Linked DNA regions of Homo sapiens: region 2 is linked to region 1. A link is a contact called in ENCODE Hi-C or POLR2A ChIA-PET data. All regions are on one chromosome and are shown on one strand. Each heading gives the region's core, a stretch centred on a gene start or an enhancer-like site at or near the end of the contact. The rest is flanking DNA. Distances are from core to core; before and after follow the strand shown.

Region 1 (5,380 bases), core at 1,807-4,306:
GTGAGCTGAGATGGTGCCATTGCACTCCAGCCTGGGCGACAAGAGCGAAACTGCATCTCAAAAACAAAGATGCCTAGCTTTCACCTTGTTGATGTTTTTCTAAATTTTGGAATAATAAATTTATATAGGAATACTGCAAGAATAGTCCATTTTTTTCTGATGTCCCAACATCAGCAAATATATTACCAAATATATCCATCACAAGTAGGAATACATGGAAACATTAATGCCAGCCACTAACCATTCATGTTTACCCAGTAGTCCCAATAATAGCTTTGTCACACAAAAACATGATTATGTTGGCTGGGCACAGTGGCTCCTGTAATCTTAGCATTTTGGGAGCCCAAGGCAGGAGGATGACTTGAGGCCAGGAGTTCAAGACCAGGCTGGGTAATGTAGCAAGACCCTGACTTTTTTTTTTTTTTTTTTTGAGATGGAGTTTCGCTCTTGTTGCCCAGGCTGGAGTACAATGGCACGATCTCGGCTCACTGCAATCTCCACCTCCCAAGTTTAAGTGATTCTCCTGCCTCAGCCTCCCAAGTAGCTGGAATTACAGGCATGCAGCACCATTCCCAGCTAAATTTTTTGTATTTTTAGTAGAGACAAGGTTTCTCCATGTTGGTCAGGCTGATCTCGAACTCCCGACCTCAGGTGATCTGCCCGCCTCAGCCTCCCAAAGTGCTGGGATTACAGGCGTGAGCCACCACGCCCGGCCAAGACCCTGACTTTTTAAAAAATGTTAAACATAGGCCGGGTGCAGTGGCTCACGCCTGTAATCCCAGCACTTTGGGAGGCCGAGGTGGGCGGATCATTTGAGGTCAGGAGTTCGAGACCAGCCTGGCCAACTTAATGAAACCCCATCTCTGCTAACAATACAGACCAGGCATGGTGGCTCACACCTGTAATCCCAGCACTTTGAGAGACCGAGGCAGGTGGATCACCTGAGGTCGGGAGTTCGAGACCAGCCTGACCAACATGGAGAAACCCCGTCTCTACTAAAAATACAAAATAGCCAGGTGTGATGGCGCATGCCTGTAACCCCATCTACTTGGAAGGCTGAGGCAGGAGAATCACTTGAATCTGGGAGGCAGAGGTTGCAGTGAGCCGAGATGGCGCCATTGCACTCCAGCCTGGGCAACAAGAGTGAAACTCCGTCTCAAAAAAAAAAAAAAAAAAAAATTAGCTGGGCATGGTGGTGGGCGCCTGTAATCCCAGCTATCTGGGAGGCTGAGTCTAGAGAATCATTTGAACCTGGGAGGCGGAGGTTGCAGTGAGCCGAGATCGCACCATTGCACTCCAGCCTGGGCAACAGTGAGACTCCGTCTCAAAATAAAAAAACAAAAAAAATGTAAAAAATAAATAATTGTATTGAATTTATTAGTTGTGTCTCAGTCTCCTTCAGTCTACAGTTTAGGCTTGCTTTTGCACCTTTGCATTTTAAGGTAAGAGGCTATTGTGTAAACTCGAATTGGGTTTGTTGGTGTTTCTTCATGATTTGGTTCAGGCTCTGCATTTTGGGCAGGAATATTCAGAGGTGATGCTGTGTTCCTCCCATAGGATCGTATCAGGCGACACATGATTATGAATTTCCCCATTATTGGTGATGTCACTTAGTTGTGTTGTCTGCCAGGTTCTGCCACTGTAAAGTTAATAAGTATTTTGTAGGGAAGTGCTTTGAGACTAAATATCCTGTTCCTCATCAAACTTCTACCCCCTAGTTTCAGTATCTATTGCTGTTTTTTGTCTGAATAACTATGATAGTTGCCAAATAGTGGTTTCTGATCCTTCCATTCCTTCTACACTGATTGGTTGGTATTTTGTACAGAAAAGCTTTCTCATATCTGATTTACTTGTCTCAATATGGACCCATGGGTATTTGAGTTTCTTGTGGGGTTATTTGTTGTTGTTTTTGAGACAGGCTCACCCAGGCTGGAGTGCAGCAGCACGATCACTGCTTACTGCTTACTGCAGCCTCGACCTCCCATGCTCAAGTGATTCTCCCACCCCAGCCTCCCAAGTAGATGGGACTACAGGCATGTGCCACCAAGCCTAATTTTTGTATTTTTTGTAGAGACAGGGTTTCACCATGTGTCCCAGGCTGGTCTTGAGCTCCTGAGCTCAAGCAATCCTCCCACCTCGGCCTCCCAAAGTGCTGGGATGAGCCACCGTGACTGGCCCCACTTAATGGGTTTTCAGAGGTGGGAGCAAAGAATGAAGGGAGGAAGAGAGCTCCCATCTTTTCCATTACCGTATTTACTTAAAACTGGAAAAAACTGAATCACTGGGATGGTATTTCATTTATCTTTTGAAATGAAGAATAGATACATTAATTTAAATGATTCTCTAAAGACTGTCCTTCAGCATCCCTAAAGCATTGCAAAACTATAGGCACAGTTTTTATTTTATCTTTCTGGCACCTGGTTTGGGCTTTGGCTTAGATTAAAAAGACGAGCCTTCTCCTGCCCCTGCTCCCTTTTATTCCCTGCCATCTGCTAAGCTCGACTTTTTATCTCTCAGGCCAAATTTGACTCTGTAAGGGACTTTGCATAACGTTTCATCCTCAGAATCGCTAATGATGGGCAGAGGACTGTTACATGTGTTGGGAGGGATTAAAGTATATGACCTCAGTGCCACTTAAAAAATAAATACTGTCTCAACTATCAGTCTGGCTCTGAATGGTATCTCTTAATATGCTTAATGCAAGAATGGTGGGTCGGGCGTGGTGGCTCACGCTTGTAATCCCAGCACTTTGGGAGGCTGTGGCAGGCGGATCACCTGAGGTCAGGAGTTTGAGACCAGCCTGGCCAACATGGCAGAACCCATCTCTACTAAAAATAAAAAAAATTTAGCCAGGCATGGTGGTGGGAGCCTGTAATCCCAGCTACTGGGGAGGCTGAGGTAGAAGAATTGCTTGAACCCGGGAGGCGGAGGTTGCAGTGAGCAGAGATTGCCCTCCAGCCTGGGTGACAGAGCAAGACTCCATCTCAAAAAAAAAAAAAAAAAAAAAAGAAAGGTGCTATGTGGGGCTGGAAGGTGGCTCCAGGTGTGAAGCTGCTCAGGAAGTTGTGTGGTTTCAATGTGAATCTAACAGAGAAGTGTTTCTGAAACTGATTTACCTTCCTAAGTAGTGTTAATTAGGGTGAGGAGATAAATTCAATGTTGTTTGAAAAATGAGAGACAGTTTGAGACAGATGCACTGGAGCTATTGGAGTGAAACCATGTTCCTGAAGGCAGCGATCACCCTGAAAGTGGGTTTTGCACTGTGAAAGGGATTCATCTCCCGGTCTTGCAGGATTCATGTAGAGCCTGGCCTCTGTTAATGCTATCAAACCTATGTACAATGGGTCGGCCACTTCTTTTCATATAAGTTCATATTCTCTTGGGTTCTGGTTGGAAAATTAGGCCTTGGAAACTTAGTGAGAAAGGGAAAATCTAACGTGCTAAGCCATCCTACTTGGATGTAATTGATTCCTATCTTTGCTTAAATACATACTTTAGTAGGAGTAAGGAGTTCTGTCTGTGGCTTAAAAGATGAGCTCAGGACAAGCAGTTTCTTTCAGTCTGTTCACAAAGGCCTGTTCTTTGGTTTGTGGCTGCAGCTGCTATTTTCAGAGCCTGGCTGCGTTGATGCATTGCAGATTTGTGCGTGCTTCCTAATTTGGTCTACAGGTTGTGATTTGGGAACCCTGGTTAAGAGGTAGAAGAAGTGCTCATGGTGAATTTCCCAGGTGAAAACACTGAAACATTGCATCATGACTGCTTCATTTTATTTAAATAAGTGTCTTGGCTCAAGGTTGGACATTGTCTCTGTAGCCAGTGAAACACACTCCATGACCAGGTTTCAGGACAAATCACCACAGTCCGATTTAATACCCCACTGGGGACCCTGAGACACCGTAGCCTTGACTCCAGCCTCAAGCTTGGCATCTTTACCCACAGATGAGCCTCACACTGCCTTCATTCATTCATTCTCTACTTCCATTCTCTGAATTTGGATTTTGCCATTAAAATTTAATGTTATAGCCAGGTGTGATGGCTCACACCTGTAATCCCAGCACTTTGGGAGGCCAAGATGGGAGGATCGCTTGAGTCCAGGAGTTCAACACCAGCCTGGGTAACATAGCAGCATCCTGTTCATACAAAAAAATAAAAAATTAGCCAGGCGTGGTGGTGCCTGTGTGTAGTCCTAGCTACTCAGGTGGCTGAGGTGAGAGGATCGCTTGAGCCCAGAAGTTCAAGGCTTCAGTGAGCTGTGATCACACCACTGCTGGGTGACACAGCAAGACTCTGTCTCAAAAAAGAAAAGAAAAGAGAGAGAGATAGAAAGGAAAGAAGGAAGGAGAGAGGGAGAGAGAACGAAGGAAAGGTAAGAAAGAAAAAGAAAAGTAGCCGAGTGTGGTGACCCATGCCTGTAATCCCAGCTACTGGGGGAGCCGAGGCAGGAGAATCGCTTGAACCCAGGAGGCTGAGGTTTCAGTGAGCCAAGATCACGCCACTGCACTTCAGCCTGGGTGACAGAATGAGACTCCTTCAAAAAAAAAAGAGAGAGAAAGGGAAGAAGGAAAGAAAAAAAAAAAGAAGGAAAGGAGGGAGGGAGGAACATTTATCAGCAGTGGCACACTTGAGAAACCCTCCAAGGGTGAGCAGAATGGCGAGGGCCCTGAAGAGCCCTGCTACTGACAAGCCCCTGTCACCCTCTTCAGCCTTGCTTCTGATTACCCCTCAATTTTTGTGGGCGATTAAGGCCGACATTCAATCGAGCTCATTAAATTATGAGTTTCTGACACGGTGCGGTGGCTCATGCCTGTAATCCCTTTGGAGGCCAAGACAGGTGGATACCTTGAGGTCAGGAATTCGAGACCAGCCTGGCCAACATGGTGAAACCCTGTCTCTACTGAAAATTAGCCAGGTGTGATGGTGAGTGCCTGTAATCCCAGCTACTTGGGAAGCTGGGGCAAGAGAATCACTTGAACCCGGGAGGCGGAGGTTACAATGAGCTGAGATCCTGCCATTGCACTCCAGCCTGAGTGACAAGAGCAAAACTCTGCCTCAAAAAATAATAAAAAAGGCCAGGCACGGTGGGTCACACCTGTAATCCCAGTACTTTGGGGGTCCAAAGCAGGCAGATCACCTGAGGTCAGGAGTTCAAGACCAGCCTGGACACCATGGTGAAACCCCATCTCTACTGAAAATACAAAAATTAGCTGGGCATAGTGACGCGCATCTGTAATCCCAGCTACTCGGGAGACTGAGGCAGGAGAACAGCTTCAACCTGGAAGGTGGAGGTTACAGTGAGCCGAGATCAAGCCATTGTGTTCCAGTCTGAGTGACAAGAGTGAGACTCCATCTCAAATAAATAAATAAATAAATAAATTGTGAA
Region 2 (5,380 bases), core at 1,574-4,073, 500 kb after region 1:
ACAGGAAAATTTCCCAAGTTCAAAGCTTCATCTACTACATAAACCTACATTGAAGATGACTGTCTTTATTATTGTGCTCCAAAGAATGCTAGGTTGCTAAGATGAAGAGAAGTGAGGGGTTAATGAATGACTGTATACCAGCTCATTCCCACAGAAGGCTATTTAAGATATTCGGGTCTGGAAGCTACCTTTAAAACAAAGCAAAACAAAACAAAAAACCACCTTTCCTTCTCAGAAGACAGAAGAAAGGAAGTCCAAGTATATTAATATACTTGACTCTTTCTATTTCTTCTCTCTCTTCCAGGCCATTACATTTCAGGGGGAGGAAGAAAAGTACATGAAAAATAAGCTGACCAGTCATTGCAACATTTACTGAGCCCTTTCTGTGCACCAGGCACTGTTTTAAGAGCTTTATATGTATTAAATCATTTAATCCCCACAATATGAAACAGATACTATTATCCCCATTATACTGATGAGAAAACTGAGGCAGACAGTCAAGTAACTCGCCCAATATGGCACAGGTAGGAAACAGCATAGCCAGGACTTAAACTTAAGAAGTCTGGCTTCAAAGTCTATGATCTTAACCATTACACGATAGCTACCTCCCAAACTTGCTTACATACATAGAACAAAGATATGATTAATATCAAGGACTTCCTATATTTCAAAAGCCTGTAAAGTTAGGCAGACTGCAACAATAATCTATCTTACTAATATTATACATTATTATCAGTGTAACTAGCTATATACTAATTTACCTGGATAATGATTCGTGTATTACCAAAGAAAGCCATGAAATATTAACAGCATGGGGAAACAGAATCATCTATCACACATGAACCAACTATTTTACTAGTTTTAAGCATGTCAGCTTGAAGTATACATCATTTGTAATGAATAACATCAGAACTTGATTGCTAACTAAATGCAGACTCACTTCCGCTCATTTTCATTTATTGTGCATATTGCATTATATATGCTTGTTGGAAAAAGGTGGAGTTGCAGCTAACTTGCAGAGAAATTAACCACGTAACTATGAGTATACACATAAGTTTATGTCTAGGATATAGACTTCTGAGACATCTGTCACTATCTAAAGCCACAAGAGGCACAGAGTAAATATCCAAGTATTTATAGAAGGAAGAATGGCAGGGGCCGGGTGTGGTGGCTCACGGCTGTAATCCCAGCACTTTGAGAGGCTGAGGTGGGTGGATCACAAGGTCAGGAGTTTGAGACCAGCCTAACCAACATGGTGAAACCCCGTCTCTACTAAAAATACAAAAATTAGCCAGGTGTGGTGGCACGCACCTGTAATCCCAGCTACTCAGGAGGCTGGGGCAGGAGAACTGCTTGAATCTGGGATGCAGAGGTTGCAGTGAGCTGAGATTGCGCCATGGTACTCCAGCCTGGGCGACAGAGCAAGACTCTGTCTAAAAAAAAAAGAAGGAAGAATGGCAGGAAAGGAAAGAACTAAGAGCCCTTGCTTTAGAGGGGAAAGTATTTGTAAAAAGTCATCAGAGCCTGCGTGCAGTGGCTCACACCTGTAATCCCAGCACTTTGGGAGGCTGAGGTGGGAGGATCGCTTGAGCCCAGGAGTTCTAGACTAATCTGAGCAACAAAGTTAAGACCCTGTCTCTACAAAAAAATTAAAAAATAAAACAACACTTTAAAAGTCACCAGAAAACACACTAGATGAGATAAGAAAATGTCACAAATATGGTTCTGGCCCCATTAAGTTCTTCTAGATATTTTTTACTCAAGACTTTCTTTGTTCCCCTGAAACTCAGAAAGAAAATATTCAGGGATGCCAGGCACTAAAATGGCCAGAATTTTTAGAAAAGACTATGACACTAATATATGCAATATATTTAAATATGTAATACGTAAACTAATAAATGCACAGGAGCACTTAATTTAATACGGTTCAAGGCTGAAAGTAGCAAAATGAACGGAGTAACTAAGTTCCCTTAACATGAACTGGAGCCACTGAGAGATTTCTCTTTAAGAGCTGATACTCATTCTCTCTCCCCCTCAACCTGTCTCAAACTCTCAATTGAATCTTTGATGCTGTTGATATAAACTCATTACATAATCACTTGGCCTTTAGACTTCCTGAATGATATTTCAATTTTAATAAGACATGATGTGTACAAGTGGAAGGATTTGCTTGTACATTCTAACTATTGACTCAAACTGAAAGACCAAATTCTGAAAAAAACCTGTTTCTAAAACTAATCTCTTTGAAAAGATGAAATTCTGCAAATTAAATCAAACATACATTCTAAAACATCAGAACTAACAGTTATCTTCTGTTCCTCTTTGAGAGCTATGCTATGTTAAAAATCTGCCTCTTAAAGTCCTCAAAAGCTTCAAGATAAATGCCACAGAGTCCAGAAGAGCTCACCAGTAAAAAGATAGCAGGGATAAATAAGAATTGAGATCTTAGATTAACAAAATAGAAAGTGAAGAGACAAAAATGTTAGAAGCACAGGTTCAGTTTAGCTATGAGAGCAAGCAGAAACACGTTTAAAACTTCAAAAAGTTCAACACCATGTTTAGGAATGGGTCCATTAGGACAGACCACAAAAGTATAATACTAACAAGAAATAGGACAGAATGTAATCATTAAAGGAGAGTGTGCAGGAAACTAAATGAGAAAAGGTCTTAAGAGGGGTTTGGAACCTGGCATTACAGCCACATGCCTATTTTTTTCTTGGCCATTTTGGACTAATTTCATCCCCTGGGTTCTATAACATGACAAGCTACATGACAAAATTAGAGACATTTTTAAGCACCACAGGAAATATATTTTTCAGACTGCATCACAGTTCCTCAAAATATCACCTGTGATTGATTGTCATGATGTGCTAAGTCAGGCACGTGCCTTGAATGCCCAAGTGGCTGCTGTAGTTGACTGCTGTGGCAGTAACCATGACACAAAATACATGTGGATGGGATTATTTTAAATTCACAAGTGCTTACAAAAAGAAAATGACAAATTCAAGTCCATTAACTCTCACCTCAGGCCACAGTCTGAGCACCACAGCTTTCACGCCCAGTCTAAAAGCAGCTCTTACTTTTTGTAGCTACAAAGTTAGTACTGCTGAAACTCGTATACCAAACTTAGTTGTGTGACTTGCTGAATTACAAACAACAGGTGAATTTACAGTCCCTCCACACTTCTCATGTGAAAGTTAGGAAACTGACTGGTAAAGAATGGGATTCTGAAACTTGGAAAGGAGACACCTGGTTGGACCTAAATGAACATGAGTCCATCATACTTCAAAAAGACAAAGCCAGAAAAAAAAAAATTCAAGGCAGCTTTAAAATAAATCCTCATTTTGAAAAGAATTAAGATTTATCCTACCTTTCTAGTAGGAGCTCATAAGAATGCCAACTTATATGTACAAGAAATAACAGAAATAGTCAAATATCATTTTGCAACCCATGATGAAATTATTATTATTTTTAGAGACAGTCTTGTTCTGTTGCCCAGACTGGAGTGCACTGGCACAATCGTGGCTCACTGCCACCTTGAACTCCTGGGGTCAAGTGATCCTTCCTGCCTCAGCCTCTTGAGTAGCTGGGACTACAGGTGCATGCCAACATGCTTGGTTAATGTATTATTTTTTTTTTGAGACAGGCTCTTGCTATGTTGCCCAGGCTGGTCTTGAATGCCTGACATCAAGCAACCGTCCCACCTCAGCCTTCCAACGTGCTGGAATTATAAGCATAAACCACATTGCCTGGCCCATAATGAAATTATTGATTAAGGTAGGGATTATCTACTGGAATGTAAAACAATTAGGCTAAAGTCTGATAGGGAATTGAACATTCATAAACTAACAAGCTACCATCACACAAACTACATTATATTACAAAGGAGGAAAGTGAACTTTAAAAATGGAAGGAACAGACTTTCATCTTAATCCAGTGGTCAACCCTAGCATCACTAATAGAAGGTCAACTGAACGCTGTATATATACTAAGACATAGCATCAAGTACCTATGATATATTCTAGCCCAAAATATTTAACTTTAAAAAACTAATCCTCTAAGCCTCTCAGTTTTTCTCAATCAGGATTCTAGGAAAGAATTATATCCTATAGGTTGGGTGTGGTGGTTCACGTTTGTAATCTCATCATTAAGGGAGGCCAAGGAGAGAGGATCACTTGAGACCAGGTTTGAGACCATAGAGAAGCTCTATATCTACAAAAAAAAAAAATTGTATAGAATTAAGCCCTTCAGAAAATTATCTGAGTGCCCATCTTCTTAATTATCCTAAGGGCGGTATATAGCTAGAACCATTATTAATGTAGAGGAAAGAATTCATTACATATAACGAATAGCTTTAGGCTTAATTCTCTTGAGGAACCCCTACTGAGAAGGGCTGTTTTAGATACAACTTCCAATTAGAGGAAATACAGAGAAAAGAAAAACATGCTAAAGGAAACGAAGGAGAGGCAATCAGAAAATCATAAAGGTAAGATAATTCTATAAAATGACTGGTACAATCTCTTCAACAAGTCATGTTATTTTAAACAAGGAACAGAATGTGGGACTGTGACTAAGAACCTGATACAAGGCATAGTTACAGATTGGATATTCTTTGTAAAAAGTATCTTTTTTTGTTTTTTCTTTTTGTTGAGATGGAGTCTCACTCTGTCGCTCAGGCTGGAGTGCAGTGGTGCCATCTCGGCCCACTGCAACCTCTGCCTCCCGGGTTCAAGCAATTCTCCTGCCTTGGCCTCCCGAGTAGCTGGGACTACAGCTGCATGCCACCACGCCCAGCTAATTTTTGTGTTTTTAGTAGAGACGGGGTTTCACCATGTTGGCCAGGATGGTCTCGAGCTCCTGACCTTGTGATCTGCCAGCCTTGGCCTCCCAAAGTGCTGGGATTACAGGCATGAGCCACCACGCCCAGCCTGTAAAGAATATCTTAGGACCAACTGGTGAAATGTGAATATGGTCTGGGTTTATCAGATGATATGAAAACTTACTAACTTGAAAAGGTAAGCAGATGACTGAAAAAGCAAGATGCAGAAGAATAAGTAAAGTATAACTTCATTTGGGCTTAAAAAATCTGTATATATATCCATAAATATGTTCATAGAGGATATGTATTAAAGGGTTAACTGTATGATCTCCAGATGGTTTGAGTGAAATTTGCTGTACATATTTTCTAATTTTCCATAAAACTATTTCTTTAAAATAAATGGCTAAGTGAAAAACATATATTTAACTTAAAAGAATTATTTTTCAATGAATTTCTTTTTTCTTTTTCTTTCTTTTTTTTTTTTTTTTTTTTGAGATGGAGTCTCCCTCTGTTGCCCAGACTGGAGTGCAGTGGTGCAATCTTGGCTCACTGCAACCTCCG

The links. A loop is a pair of places that touch in the nucleus more often than their neighbours do. ChIA-PET counts read pairs that join two places held with the same protein, here RNA polymerase II (POLR2A). Pooled maps may share reads with other maps.
Region 2: a pooled map shows a loop between it and region 1 (2.4-fold over the local background). The contact joins two enhancer-like sites. A Hi-C loop is called at or near these places in 1 of 168 maps with a recorded cell type or tissue (CD8-positive, alpha-beta T cell) and 8 of 50 pooled maps. POLR2A ChIA-PET finds 5 or more read pairs at or near these places in 1 of 52 experiments (GM12878).

What each region holds. Positions count from the first base shown.
Region 1 is chr7:128,503,940-128,509,319 of GRCh38, forward strand. It overlaps METTL2B (methyltransferase 2B, tRNA N3-cytidine), which reads left to right. Exons shown (of 9, transcript NM_018396.3): 9 at 1-2,663. Among named protein-coding and RNA genes, the nearest start is that of METTL2B, 30 kb to the left of the region's middle. RefSeq lists an enhancer at 2,837-2,926. Within about 2 kb of position 3,057, at least 5 of the 41 ENCODE cell types and tissues checked have a DNase peak (open chromatin) inside an H3K27ac peak, as active enhancers do; they include GM12878, where a contact is called at or near this core.
Region 2 is chr7:129,006,713-129,012,092 of GRCh38, forward strand. The region is part of intron 4 of TNPO3 (transportin 3); the gene reads right to left. Among named protein-coding and RNA genes, the nearest start is that of TNPO3, 46 kb to the right of the region's middle. Within about 2 kb of position 2,824, at least 3 of the 41 ENCODE cell types and tissues checked have a DNase peak (open chromatin) inside an H3K27ac peak, as active enhancers do; they include GM12878, where a contact is called at or near this core.